Linked DNA regions of Homo sapiens: all the other regions are linked to region 4. A link is a contact called in ENCODE Hi-C or POLR2A ChIA-PET data. All regions are on one chromosome and are shown on one strand. Each heading gives the region's core, a stretch centred on a gene start or an enhancer-like site at or near the end of the contact. The rest is flanking DNA. Distances are from core to core; before and after follow the strand shown.

Evidence for each region. Hi-C counts contacts between places; a loop is a spot of excess contacts on that map. ChIA-PET counts read pairs that join two places held with the same protein, here RNA polymerase II (POLR2A). Pooled maps may share reads with other maps.
Region 1: a map of naive thymus-derived CD4-positive, alpha-beta T cell shows a loop between it and region 4 (7-fold over the local background). The contact joins the promoter of CPNE1 here to the promoter of MMP24OS in region 4. A Hi-C loop is called at or near these places in 1 of 168 maps with a recorded cell type or tissue (naive thymus-derived CD4-positive, alpha-beta T cell) and 8 of 50 pooled maps. POLR2A ChIA-PET finds 5 or more read pairs at or near these places in 5 of 52 experiments (CD4-positive, alpha-beta T cell, Caco-2, MCF 10A and 2 more).
Region 2: a map of B cell shows a loop between it and region 4 (10-fold over the local background). The contact joins the promoter of ERGIC3 here to the promoter of MMP24OS in region 4. A Hi-C loop is called at or near these places in 2 of 168 maps with a recorded cell type or tissue (B cell and naive thymus-derived CD4-positive, alpha-beta T cell), 4 of 37 single-sample maps with no recorded cell type and 10 of 50 pooled maps. POLR2A ChIA-PET finds 5 or more read pairs at or near these places in 4 of 52 experiments (BJ, Caco-2, HepG2 and 1 more).
Region 3: a loop to region 4 is called in a pooled map, with 5 times the contacts of the local background. The contact joins the promoter of ROMO1 here to the promoter of MMP24OS in region 4. A Hi-C loop is called at or near these places in 5 of 50 pooled maps. POLR2A ChIA-PET finds 5 or more read pairs at or near these places in 3 of 52 experiments (PC-9, activated CD4-positive, alpha-beta T cell and activated T-cell).

Annotation. Positions count from the first base shown.
Region 1 is chr20:35,663,325-35,666,582 of GRCh38, forward strand. It overlaps CPNE1 (copine 1), which reads right to left and starts at 1,576. Exons shown (of 16, transcript NM_152925.3): 1 at 1,436-1,576. RBM12 (RNA binding motif protein 12) reads right to left here and starts at 1,576. Exons shown (of 3, transcript NM_006047.6): 1 at 1,436-1,576. RefSeq lists enhancers at 285-404, 399-904, 745-794, 1,115-1,224, 1,409-1,913 and 1 more and a silencer at 1,143-1,437.
Region 2 is chr20:35,540,443-35,543,482 of GRCh38, forward strand. ERGIC3 (ERGIC and golgi 3) reads left to right here and starts at 1,636. Exons shown (of 13, transcript NM_015966.3): 1 at 1,636-1,743; 2 at 1,881-1,951; 3 at 2,071-2,158; 4 at 2,380-2,499. The coding sequence starts at 1,656. RefSeq lists an enhancer at 1,308-1,397.
Region 3 is chr20:35,697,763-35,700,714 of GRCh38, forward strand. ROMO1 (reactive oxygen species modulator 1) reads left to right here and starts at 1,643. Exons shown (of 3, transcript NM_080748.3): 1 at 1,643-1,694; 2 at 1,871-2,001. The coding sequence starts at 1,871. NFS1 (NFS1 cysteine desulfurase) reads right to left here and starts at 1,590. Exons shown (of 13, transcript NM_021100.5): 1 at 1,430-1,590; 2 at 719-828; 3 at 1-38. The coding sequence starts at 1,526. RefSeq lists enhancers at 1,157-1,816, 1,817-2,476, 2,048-2,267 and a silencer at 1,368-1,557.
Region 4 is chr20:35,276,696-35,279,850 of GRCh38, forward strand. MMP24OS (MMP24 opposite strand) reads right to left here and starts at 1,427. Exons shown (of 2, transcript NM_001355003.2): 1 at 1,314-1,427; 2 at 1-1,237. The coding sequence starts at 1,234. The coding sequence ends at 1,019. MMP24-AS1-EDEM2 (MMP24-AS1-EDEM2 readthrough) reads right to left here and starts at 1,427. Exons shown (of 15, transcript NM_001355008.2): 1 at 1,351-1,427. MMP24 (matrix metallopeptidase 24) reads left to right here. Exons shown (of 9, transcript NM_006690.4): 9 at 1-303. It overlaps EIF6 (eukaryotic translation initiation factor 6), which reads right to left. Exons shown (of 7, transcript NM_002212.4): 6 at 2,871-3,052; 7 at 2,223-2,511. The coding sequence ends at 2,502. RefSeq lists enhancers at 557-656, 777-946 and silencers at 1,077-1,296, 1,387-1,606.

The DNA of each region.
Region 1 (3,258 bases), core at 326-2,825, 390 kb after region 4:
ATGCATTAACAATATACACTAGTTAACAAGGTCCCAGACAATTCTTGTTGCTAAGACTGCATTTTGCAAAAATTACACCATTTCAAACCATTCAAGCAAGAAGCTCTAAAATACTGCAGTCACAAGCCTAGCCTCTCCCTTCAACAAACCTTCAGTTGCCATCACACTTTTTTCCAGTGGGTTATACTGACTCTATTATTGAATAATATAAAACGGTCCCTACCAACTTCTTCAATTTATATTAGGTTATCTCTGAGAATCCTGGAGCCAAGGAGGGTTTTAGGGCCCAGAAATCTCTTAAAGTCTGCAATTCTCAGCATGACACCACGCAGATGAGTAAATGTTTAGCACTTAATACTGAGTAACCCTCACAAGAGCCCCTCAGATTTGTCACTATAAAGCACACGTTGGAGGCACACAAAAAGCCCGTACGTTTACAACCTAGCAGCTAAGCCTGCTGCACTGGCGTCCAACCCCGTCACTAACCTGTAGATCCTCAAAGTCCCTCCCACCACCCAATTCACGTGGCTGCAAACTAATGCAGCCAAGCTTCAGAGAAACTCAATTAACTCTCCATCAAAAGCACCCACCCTCCGCAGCCCACTGGATCTCGTCCTCCTGAAATGCCACAGGATCCTCTCCCGAGGGAGCCGTAAATGTGCTGCTCACAGCAGCCCCTTCCCTACTGGGGGACCAAAGGCCTGGCATCTTACTACAATTCTCAGAGCCTCAGGAGGCGTACTCACCCCACCCCCTCACCTCCTAGCTTCAGACGCCGGCTTCTCAAAACTGCTACACCCTCGAGTAAAGCCCCTCCCCAGCAATGGACCTCGGAGGCATTTCACTGCAAACCCCTCCACCTTCAGGCCACGAAGGCGGCCGGTTGTGACACTTCCTTTCTGAACTCACAGGAGTGTACCGACTACAGCTTCCTCCCCACAGGTGTGACCTGGGTCCCCTTTTGCTGGTAGGCCACAAAGGCCTCCTTTCCATTTCGGGTTGAAGGAGTGTCCTCACTACGATTATCTCCCCACCTCCAGGCACAGAGATGTAGTTATAACCTCTGCTTCACTGGGGGAGACAAGAAATCCTCCGTACTCGGGATGTAGGCGTGTTTTTACTGCAGTCCCCGTTAGCTCGCAGGCCGCTGAGCCAGCCAGCTCTGGCCTGCCCCCTCTCAGACCACGGGGGAGTCCTCGCTATGGCCTCGTCCCCACTTCGGTACGCAGGCTCATCCTCTTGCGTCCTCCTTGCATCCTCTCAGATCTCAGAGGCCTAAGTGGCATCCCACTCCCCCTGCAGCCCTGCCTCGACCCTTTGTGTGGGGCGCTAGTTGCCGCGGGCTCGAAGGCCTCCGAAGGCCCCGCCCCGGGCCACCAAGGGGCACCACGAGCCCCGCACAGCCCCACCCGTTCAGGGGCTGCGGGAGTCTTACCGGGGAAAGCTGCGCGGCACCAGAACCCAGACCCCGAATTACCCCCCGCGCGAGTGCCTCCGCCCCGCGGCCGACAGCCCCAGCCCGAACGGCTTCCCGGAGCCCAACGCAGCCACCACCTCCTTCGCCGCTTCACAAAATGGCCGTCGGCCCGCTCAGCGGCTCCGCGTTCCAGAAGGGGGAGGAACGGCGTGGTTGACGTCAAGGGGCCGCGCAAGCGCGCTGACGGTCTCGGGCGATCTCCCGGAAGTTACTGGGTTTTGTGCTAAGAGGGGGATATTCAGTCCCTGCTTGCGACTGTTGGCGCACAGGACCGACCTTGGGCTAGTGGCCCTGGCGGGTGGGCTGGGTATGAGTGTCTAGCTTGGCCCTTCACTGCAAGACTGTGCAAATTGCTTCACGTCTTCCAGTTTCCGCGGAAGGAGCGAATTGTGCTTACCTCTAAGTTTTTTGAGGATTAAATGGACCACAACGTGGTGGCTAGTTATTATATCCTGACAAAACAGCCAAAACCTGATTCTTTTTTCCCATTTAAGAGTTTATACAGGCCGGGGGCCGGGCGCGGTGGCTCACGCCTGTAATCCCAGCACTTTGGGAGGCCGAGGCGGGCGGATCACGAGGTCGGGAGATCGAGACCATCCTGGCTAACACGGTGAAACCCCGTCTCTTCTAAAAAATACAAAAAATTAGCCGGGCGTGGTGGCGGGCACCTGTAGTCCCAGCTACTCGGGAGGCTGAGGCAGGAGAATAGCGTGAACCTGGGAGGCGGAGCTTGCAGTGAGCCGAGATTGCGCCACTGCACTCCGGCCTGGGCGAAAGAGCAAGACTCCATCTCAAAAAAAAAAAAAAAAAAAAAAAAAGTTTATACAGGCCGAGCGCGGTGGCTCACGCCTATAATCCCAGCACTTTGGGAGTCCGAGAAGGGCGGATCATGAGGTCAGGAGTTCGAGACCGGTCTGGCCAACAAGGCAAAACCCAGCCTCTACTAAAAATACAAAAACTAGCTGGGTGTGGTGGCGGTGCTTGTGGTCCCAGCTACTTGGGAGGCTGAGGCAGGAGAATCGCTTGAACCCGGGAGGTGGAGGTTGCAGTGAGCCCAGATGGCGCCATTGCACTCCACCCTGGATGACAAAAGCGAAACTTCGTCTCAGAAAAAAAAACAAAAAAAGAGTTTTAATCTAGGGCAGGGCGCAGTGGCTCACGCCTGTAATCCCAGCATTTTGGGAAGCCGAGGCGGGCGGATTACCTGAGGTCAGGGGTTCAAGACCAGCATGGCCAACATGGCGAAACCTCGTCTCTACTAAAAATACAAACATTAGCTGGGCGTGCTGGCTGGCGCCTGTGGTCCCAGCTACCAGGGTGGCTGAGGCAGGAGAATCGCCTGAATCCGGGAGGTGGCGGTTACAGTGAGCCAAGATAACGCCATAGCACTCCAGCCTAGGCGACAGAGCAAGATTCCGTCTCAAAAAAAAAAAAAAAATTAAATCCATCGTGACCCCTCCACGGCTTCACTATAGTATTATTTTATTATAGAAAAAGCTATTCTCTGGCTGGGCGTGGTGGCTTACGCCTGTAATCCCAGCACTTTGGGAAGCCGAGGTGGGAGGATCACGAGGTCAGGGGATGGAGACCATCAGGAGAGCGAGACTACATCTCAAAAAAAAAAAAAAAGAAAGCTGTTCTCAAGCCGCTTTGGGCCTAGCCCCCCGAACTTCATGCCCCTGCTAATTAAAAGCTGGATGTGGTGGCTTAAGTCTGTAGTCCTAGCTACTCGGGAGTTAGAGGCAGGAGGATCCCTTGAGCCCAGGAGTCCGAGGCTGCAG
Region 2 (3,040 bases), core at 386-2,885, 260 kb after region 4:
AGCGATTCTCCTGCCTCGGACTCACAAGTAGCTGGGTTTACAGGAGCACACTACCACGCCTGGCTAATTTTTGTATTTTTAGTAGAGATGGGGTTTCACCATGTTGACCAGGCTGGTCTCAAACTCCTGAACTCAAGTGATGCTTCCTGGCTCGGCCTCCTGAAGTGCTAGGGTTACAGATGTAGTTTTTAAAGTTTTTGTAGAGTGGGGTCTTGCTGTGTTGCCCAGGCTGGTCTTAGACTCCTGGCCTCATGTGATCCTCCTCGGTCTCCCAAAGTGCTGTGATTACAGGTGTGAGCCATTGTGCCCAGCCCAATTTTTAATTAAAAAATGGAATGATGGAATGCACATTACTTTGCATCTTTTCCCCCTTAAAAATACATTCTTAGTATACCTAAAGGAGTAAATCTACCTCATTCTTTTGAAAAGTGGCCTAATATTCCATAGAATGGGTGTATCGTGATTTATTCAATTTATTTAATGTATCAGTGGGCATTCTGGCTGGTTCCAGATTTTTGCCATTGAACAATCTCATGCATACATCTTTATGATGTGGTGCACTTAAAATCTTTAAGAGACAGATTCAATATCTTAAGGTGTAACAACCACCCAGATCATGGTACTTTTATCCTTATATTAAAATTTTTTTCTGTTAACCTTGGATAGCTGCTTACATATTTTTTCTTTTTCAAAATTTTTCTATTAACCTTGACATGGTGCTTTTACTTCCTAAAGTGGAATTCCTGTATGAAAGCCTATGAGCTTTTATATCTTACTCATTGCAGCTGCATTACTGTGGGAGCTGTCCCTCTAGAGACACTGGGCTGCAATGGGAAGTGTCAGGGAGAGCTTAAGCTCCATATCACTTGAGTCTAAACCTGGAGGGATAGAGCGTGTCCGTGAGGATCCCAGGGCCTGGAGAGCAATTTAGGGTAATATTCAGAAAGCAGCGCTCAGGAGAAGCACTGGGACGCTGTTTAGGTAAAATCAACCCAAAAGACCCTGATTCCCAGAGTACTTTGAGGTCCAGAAGAACTGGGCTGGAAGCAGGTCCTGCTATTAATTGGCTGTGATCTTGGGCAAGTTATTTAACTTCTCCAGGTCACAGTTTGCTCTTTGGAAAACGGAGATAAGTCACACCTGCTTTCAGGGCGGACACCCTTACTTTACATCAGAATCATCCGATGCCATTCCTAGCGTTTCGGCTTCAGTAGGTGGGAATCAATTATTTGCATTTCTAATAGGTAATCAGTTGATAATGATGCGGCCGGTCCGGTACACTCGAAAAACCACTGTTCCAGGATATTCCAAGATGTTCCAAGAGTCTTAAACACCTGGTGCAGTTCCGAGCACAAGGCACACGAACGGTGCTATTAGCGTTTCTAACCCCGCAGAGAACTCCTCGCACCCCAGTCCTCAAAATCCCGCCCCGGACAGCGGAGGCCGGGGCAGTAGCTTCCAGACCCAATTGCCCGCGCAAGGGGGCGTGGCAGCATCGTTGGGCGGGGCCGCCTGTAAGAGAACGCGGCTAAAGGTGGGGCCAAGCGTGCGGTTTGCTGCGCCTGCGTGAGGAAAAAGAGGGGGGCGTGGCTCCAGGCCGGAAGAGGGAGTCTGTAGGGGCGGGCCGGCTGGCGTCCCCTTTCCGGCCGGTCCCCATGGAGGCGCTGGGGAAGCTGAAGCAGTTCGATGCCTACCCCAAGACTTTGGAGGACTTCCGGGTCAAGACCTGCGGGGGCGCCACCGGTAGGCCGCAGCGGGGCCGGGGTCGCGTGGAGGGGGGCGTCCTAGAGCTTAGCCCGGGCTCCTGGACTCTGACTGGCCTGCCGGTGTCTGAGGGAGCGGATTCGAGGCCATTCTGACCCTCGCCCCTTGTCCTGCAGTGACCATTGTCAGTGGCCTTCTCATGCTGCTACTGTTCCTGTCCGAGCTGCAGTATTACCTCACCACGGAGGTAAGGGGCGGGGCTTAGTGCGTGGGCGGGGCTTGGCATTCTAGGAGTAGGACCTTTAGGGGTGGGAGTGGGGAAGGAGAGGTTTGGGGCTAAGTCTTACTGAGGTAGCGCTGCCCCAGGTGCATCCTGAGCTCTACGTGGACAAGTCGCGGGGAGATAAACTGAAGATCAACATCGATGTACTTTTTCCGCACATGCCTTGTGCCTGTGAGTACCTCACCATGGGTGGGACTGGAGAGACCCAGGGTTCTCATGTGGGCTGCCAGATTCACACCTCCACCCTTAGGTTCTGGACTGGACCCCAGGACAACCTCCTTCTCCTCATCCCGTTCTGCCCCAAGACAGGCCCAGTATCCCCTTCCCCTCCAAAACCCACATCCCCTTGTCCCTAGGGTCCCAGTACCTTAGCCTGATTTTCCTGCTTCCAGATCTGAGTATTGATGCCATGGATGTGGCCGGAGAACAGCAGCTGGATGTGGAACACAACCTGTTCAAGCAACGACTAGATAAAGATGGCATCCCCGTGAGCTCAGAGGCTGAGCGGCATGGTAACCAGGGGAGGGGGCCGGGTCTCAGATCCCAAAGCTGGATGTACCCAAGCCTATCTGCTAGCAAGTGAACTGTGGCAGGCATAGTGATACATTAAACAACTAAGAGCTAGAGAAGTCAAGTGACTTGCCTAGGGTCCCCCAGCTAGTAAGAGTCAGAGTGAGCTAAAATCCTCTATACATATCGAGTCAGGTAATCTACCTGGCTATTATTCTCAGAGGTCCTCAATACCTGCAGATGGTAGTTTGAATACCAGAGGTTTGAAGATAGGTCTTATGTGCTCTTGCCTTGGTAGAACTGTCTAGATGGACCCAGGCTTCTTTGAGTGTTTGCTTTCCCAGCCCATTGGCTTAATTCAGCCCTTAATGCTCTTCCCCTTTGGAATGCAGGTGGTTTAATGAGAATTTAGGTTCTCAAGTCAGATTGCCTGGGTTCACATCTAGCTTTGTCTCCTGCAGTCTGTGAGCTTCAGCTAGAAAGTGGTAATAAAACAGTAGTACCAACCACATGGAATTGTAAGATCAAATGAAGTCATATGTG
Region 3 (2,952 bases), core at 393-2,892, 420 kb after region 4:
ATTAGGTAAGGGAGCATGGCATCAAGCACCCGGGGGTCCTGAACACAACAGAACAGATCATTTTCCTTGAGCGCATCGTCAATTCAGGTCCCACTCCACCCCTCAGACCTGGCCACCCTGCCTTAAGACACTCTCAACCCCTCAGGCACTGCCTAGAGGAGGCCTCAAACATTCTTTTGTTCCCACAAAACTACCCACCAAATATCAACCTAATACACTCCCACTCACAACCCATCCCAACTCGGATTGTTCTGCCTCCCCTCAGGTAGTCTACAAACACTGCCTTGTTCCGACATCTGTTTCTGCTGGTGTTTCCATTCCTGCCAGGTAATGTGATCTATAAGGGGCTGGGACAGGACAGGGCCTAGGCAAACACCCCTGGTCACACATTGGTGAAAACTTGCATTAGTCTTTTAACCCGTTTAATACTTGTCCAAGTTCACACAGTTACTAAGTGGCCGTTCTGCTCATTCCAGAGCCCATGCTTTTAACTAATACTATAGAGCCTGCGCTGAAGTGATCTGACCAAGGTCAATTGCTAGTGAGTAGTAAAGCCAATGCCAGTGGCCTCGAATTTAAGCCTCCCGACTCCTCGCTCAGTGCTTTTTCCAGCACACCTTCACGGCTCTCACTTCTCCAGGGATTCAGCCATTTCTTTGCGTGATCACGCCCATCATTTACTTCCTATAAGCAGCCTTGGGAAAAGCTTCATCCTTACCAGAGGAGTTGTAGCTTGCACATCCATATAGAGAGGTCGCAGCACTGGCCCCACCTCCGGGGCAGCGGCTGTATCTGCGGGAACCGCAGACTGAGGAGCACGGTCTCCAACTGATAAAAAATGGAACGGAGTAGCCAAGTAAGACCGAAGGCAACTATGAACGCATGGCATCCAAAGGGCAGAAGGAAAAATCTGGCTGGAGGTGAGATAAGTGTAAGGGATGCTAGGGTCGAATCTCAATGGAAAGAAAACAACACCAGATACCTGACACGCTGTAAAAGGAGGTAAGGGAGAGGGAGAGAGGGTTCCTGGAGGGGGTGTTGAGTTGATATTCAAATGGTATCGTAGGAAGGAAGGCTCTAAAGGGCAAAGACGTTTAGAAGGAACGTGGAGCCAGAGTAGGTGCAGTCCCTTCTGACCGAAGGTAACGGTCTGCACGGGAGCCCGGAGCAGCATCTGTAACTTGGCCAGGAGCGGTCTGAAGGACGCGCCTCCACGGCTCTGGGGGCCTGTCGCGCAGGGTGCGAGGGGTGGTGCGCCGGGGTCAACCGTTCGGGGACCCGCCTAAGAAAGTTTGAGGGATGTGTCATTTGAGAGAAGGGTCAGAGGGTCTGGGCAGCAGGGTGGACAGGAAGGCTCCGGAATATTCAGTTGCGTCGCCGCGCGGAGGGGACAGGTCCGCGCCTCCCGGAGAGCGGGACCCGAGCGTACCGCGCAGGCGCAGCCCCCGAGTGGGCGCCGCGGGCTTCGGCCCTGGAGCCGCTGTCACCGCCACTGCCGCCCGCCTCCAAGCGGCTCGGAGCAGCATGGTCCCGCTGGCAGAGCCCACCTTCCGAAGCCGCTGCAGTCCTGGGCCCCAGGCTCCCGGAAGTGCTGCCCGGCGCTCCGGAAGCGATTCATCGGGCCGCGAGCGCCCTCCCCGTCGTTTTCCGTGAGAGACGTAGAGCTGAGCGACCCAGCCCGCGAGCGAGGTGAGGTAGGCGCCGGGCGACGCGGGGCCGGAACGCGAAGAGGGTGGTGGAGTCGGGCTACCCACTGATTTTCCTTCCCTTACTTCCCCTGAGCCCTTGGGCCCACTTCCCAGCCTACCGCTTCCGTCCCCGCCCGACTCTTGGGCCAGCGCCTGGGCCCACACTTTCCTATCCCCCGCAGATGCCGGTGGCCGTGGGTCCCTACGGACAGTCCCAGCCAAGCTGCTTCGACCGTGTCAAAATGGGCTTCGTGATGGGTTGCGCCGTGGGCATGGCGGCCGGGGCGCTCTTCGGCACCTTTTCCTGTCTCAGGTGAGGGGCGCGGGCGGTGATCTCTGGGCAGGACAACCAGACCTTCCGGCCCTGCCCCATTCGGCCTGGAGCCTGAACACAGCCTCCTTCTTTCGACTTCCCTCTCTGTCCCCTCGCGAGCCAGACTCATTCCAAACCACCTTCAATCTGTAAAGTCAGGTTGGAAGCGTCAGTGCTTAAGAATTTGAGCTTTAGAGTCAAAATGCTTTCTGGCCCTTTTCTTACTGGTTCGGTGACTTTAGGCAAGTTGGAGACTGGGTTTCCTTAAGTGTAGAATGAAGACAGTAGCATCTAACTTATAGAGTTGTAAAAATTCGATCAGCACACTTTGCACAGCATCTGGCACATATTAAGTGCTCAGTAACTAGTTACTACTGTTGCTTTTATTTTTTTTTCCAATTGCGCATAAGGAAAGAAACTCGTTCAGCGGTTTTACTATTCTGGATACAGGATACAGAGATAAAGCAGTTAAACTTTACACTCTAAAGGTCATTTTCACATTTAGAGGCTGTTATTGCCATATCCCTAGATTGTAAATTATCATTTACAGAGCACTTACTCTATGTTAAGCACTGTGCTAAATACTGTAGTTTTCAAAATCCTGTAAATAATGTTGAGATGCCCATTTTACACTTGACACTATGTGTAAATTGTAGAGCTGACTCTTGAACCCCCACCTTACTCCAAAATCATTAACACCAAGAAACTAAAAGACAGATGTCTTTATTGGGTCTTAAACTGCAGGCAACACCAGTCAAAAAAGCTGGTTTCTCTATGTATTTTACACTGCATCTGCTGCCTCCCACAAACTGAAGGCAGTTAATACGACATCCACCAGAAAAATACCCTGGAGACCCAGATGGATCTTTTTCCTTCTCATTACCCACCCCAGGTAGTAAGATATAATATCCAGTAAGTGGAAAATCAGATGTAGGGGTTGCTAGACTAGTG
Region 4 (3,155 bases), core at 177-2,676:
GCCAGCTGAGAATGAACAGGAGATGGAGGCAGGCAGCCCAGGCTGCAGAGGTGAGGGATGTGGGGCCAGGCCCAGAGGGCTCAGCCTAGAGGCTTCCAATCTCAGATTCTCCTGCCTGTGGTCATCTGTTTGTCCATCACCCCAGGACAGGGCAGACAGAGGGGCAAAGCACTGGGGGCCCCAGAGCCTAGCTTCCCCTCAGCCTGGGGGACATCACAGCATTTCAGTGTCAGTCACATTTTAAACTGATCAGCCTTTGTATAATGTTTTTTAAATCATTTCTAAATAAAACAGAAATACAGAGTGTGTCATTTCCCTGGGATGAGGGAACAAAGATCAGGTTCCAAGAGTAACCTTAGGACGCTCTGGGAAGAGAACCGGGTCCTTTGGGGTGTCTGGGAGCTGCCCACCCATCTCCTCTGCCAGACCGGCGGTCAGATAGCCTCCCTCTACAACAGGCTGGCCCTGGGGGCCCAGGGTTATTGGGGTTCCAGGAACACAGCCTGATGATGCCTCCTTACGATCCAGGATGGAGAGCAGCCCCCCCAGGAGTATGGGGAGGGTCACTGTGGCACGGGCTTCTCCATGACCTGGGACATGACCTGGGACACATAGTCAAGAGCACGGTTATCAGCAATACAGATATTAATAAAAGGCAGACGAAGTCAGGAGGTCAGCAACTTTGCGGGCTTACCAGGAGGCCTGTCCTGCCTCTGGAAGCCAGCGACAGAGAGGGATGCCCCCGACCCAGCCAGCCGGAGAAAGGGATGGGGTGGTCACGAAGGTCTGAGCTGGGTCTGGGTGTAGGCTGGGAAGCAGGCTGGGGTGTAGACTGCGAAGGCGGCCCTGCCGGGACTTCTTTCCAGTCCCCGGCGACCTCTTCGAATTCTCTGCTATCTCTGGGGAGCCTCGGGTGGGAGGGGGTGTAAGAGACGCAGGGACGTGGGGAGAGGAGACAAGGCAGGCAAGAACCACAGGGGACGGCGGACAGACGGGCGACATCCTGCGGAGGACGCCGTCAGTACCAGGAAGTGCAGGCGATGAGGAAGCGCACGTCGTCCAGCGGCCCCCACGGGCTGGGCTCGGGCTGGGGCTGGGGCTGGGGCTGGGGCTGGGGCTGGGGCGGATGCCGGGGCTGTTCCGGGCCCTCCGGCGCCGCAGGCTGGGGCTGGGGCTGGGGCTGGGTTTGCGCAGGCTCCGGGGCGCCGCGGCCGCCGCTTAGCTGAGCCCCCATGGTCTGCAAGAAGAGAAGCCCTTTAAGGTCTGGGTCGCCGGGACACCCCGCTAGGGCCCCGCCCCGGCTCTGCCCTCACCTCTCGCAGCCAGACCCGCGGGTCTCCCGGAACCCACCTCGGCGTCGGGAGGAGCTGGCGCCGTGACGCCACCACCGCGTACCGACCTCACCCTCCGTGCGTTGGAGCGGAAAGAAGGGACTCGACCCTGTGCTTCGGGGCGGGGCTCCGCGACCGTCCCCCGCCAATCCCGCCCCAGCGCCTCAAGGCCCCGCCCCGCGCAAGGGGACGGAATGCACCCCAACAGCCTCCAAGACGCCCAGGCCAGGAGGACGCTGGGAACCCGCTGCCCCGCCCCACGCCCACCCAGGAAAAGACCTGCAACCTCCATCCACCTTAGTCAAAGAATGCCCCGAAGCCAGATGCCCCAGAGCTCTCACAGGGGACTTGCCCAGCTCAGGGGAAAATCGGAACGGACTCTCTGCCTTTCAAGGCCAGAGAAGACCGGCGCAGAAGTCGGGTGAAAACTGTGAGAACTAGACCGGGCGCCGTGGCTCACGCCTGTAATCCCAACACTTTGGGAGGCCGAGGCGGTGGGTCGCTTGAGTTCAGGAGTATAAACCAGCCTGGGCAACACAGTGACTTCGTTTCTACAAAAAAATAAACGAGGCGAGAGGATCGCTTGAGCCCAACAGGTCAAGGCTACAGTGAGCCATCCTTGCGTCACAACACTCCAGCCTGGGTGACAGAGGGAGACACTGCCTCAAAAAGAAAAAAGAAAAAAGGAGAACTGTAGTGGAGAGTGTTTCTTGCCCCAGGATGAAGCCTCACATCCTGATGGTAGAGGAGAAGGGAATGGCGTGTGTGGAGGTGGTGAACTGGGTTGGGTGTGTGTTGTGTTCATCCCACCCTATCTTCCCAGAATGCTGGAACAACTGGAGAGTGCAGGGATTGTACACAGGCTGAGGGCCCCAAACATCACATTCAGAATGGCCCGGAGGGAACTGCACTTTAATGGGGTGGCACAGGACAGCAGAACCCTCAGCCAGCAGCCACAGGGCCTGCCAGCCAGCACAACAGAGCAGGTTTTTGCAGTAATGATAGATCCAGGCGATAAGCACAGGTGGAAAAGGGTTGGGTGCCCAGCCCCTCAGTCCCAGTGAGCTCTCTGCCACCTCCCTGCCAGCATCCGGTACAGATTGGGCGGAATGTGGAGAAGGTTGGCCACAGTCCAGAGCCAGGAGCCCATGGAACAACTTGGAAGGTGACTCAGGTGAGGCTGAAGAGAAAGGAAAGCGCACGGTCAGTAGCTGTTTCACAGAGCCCACCTCACTCTCAAGTGAGGTGCCTGCCTCAGCCCTCATCCCGGGACCAGCTCTGACAAGCTGCTCAAGCAGCTACTGCTCTAGTATCCTAGCCCTGAAAAACCACAAAGATGAGGATTAGCAGATGCTCAAGAAATATTTTTTGAATATGCTGGCTCTTATCTGCTCAGCAGTGTACAGATATGCTCTCACACTCGAGAAGCTACCAGAACAAACTGGTAGGCTCCCATTCTAGATGACATCTTTTCCCCATACTCTCAAAATGCAAGTTAACCCCCAACCCTGAGCAGAAGAAAGGAGAGGCCCCAGGTACCTGTCAATGAGGGAATCCCGCATGCTGGTGGCAATGGTGCTAGGCTGGGCTTCATTCAGCTTGAAGACACTCTCCACCACTGACAGCTCTGTGCTGGTTGTGTCCAGGCCACAGAAGGCACACCAGTCATTCACCACCATCCCAGCAGCAATCACCTCACTGCCTCGGTTCACAGTCCCCGCCTGCCAAGGGATGGGCTCAATGTGAGTCACGGCACCAAATTCTCTCCCTCCTCAATGAAGACTCTCCCCAAACCCTGCTCCTCCCTGACCTGCAGCCCCAGTC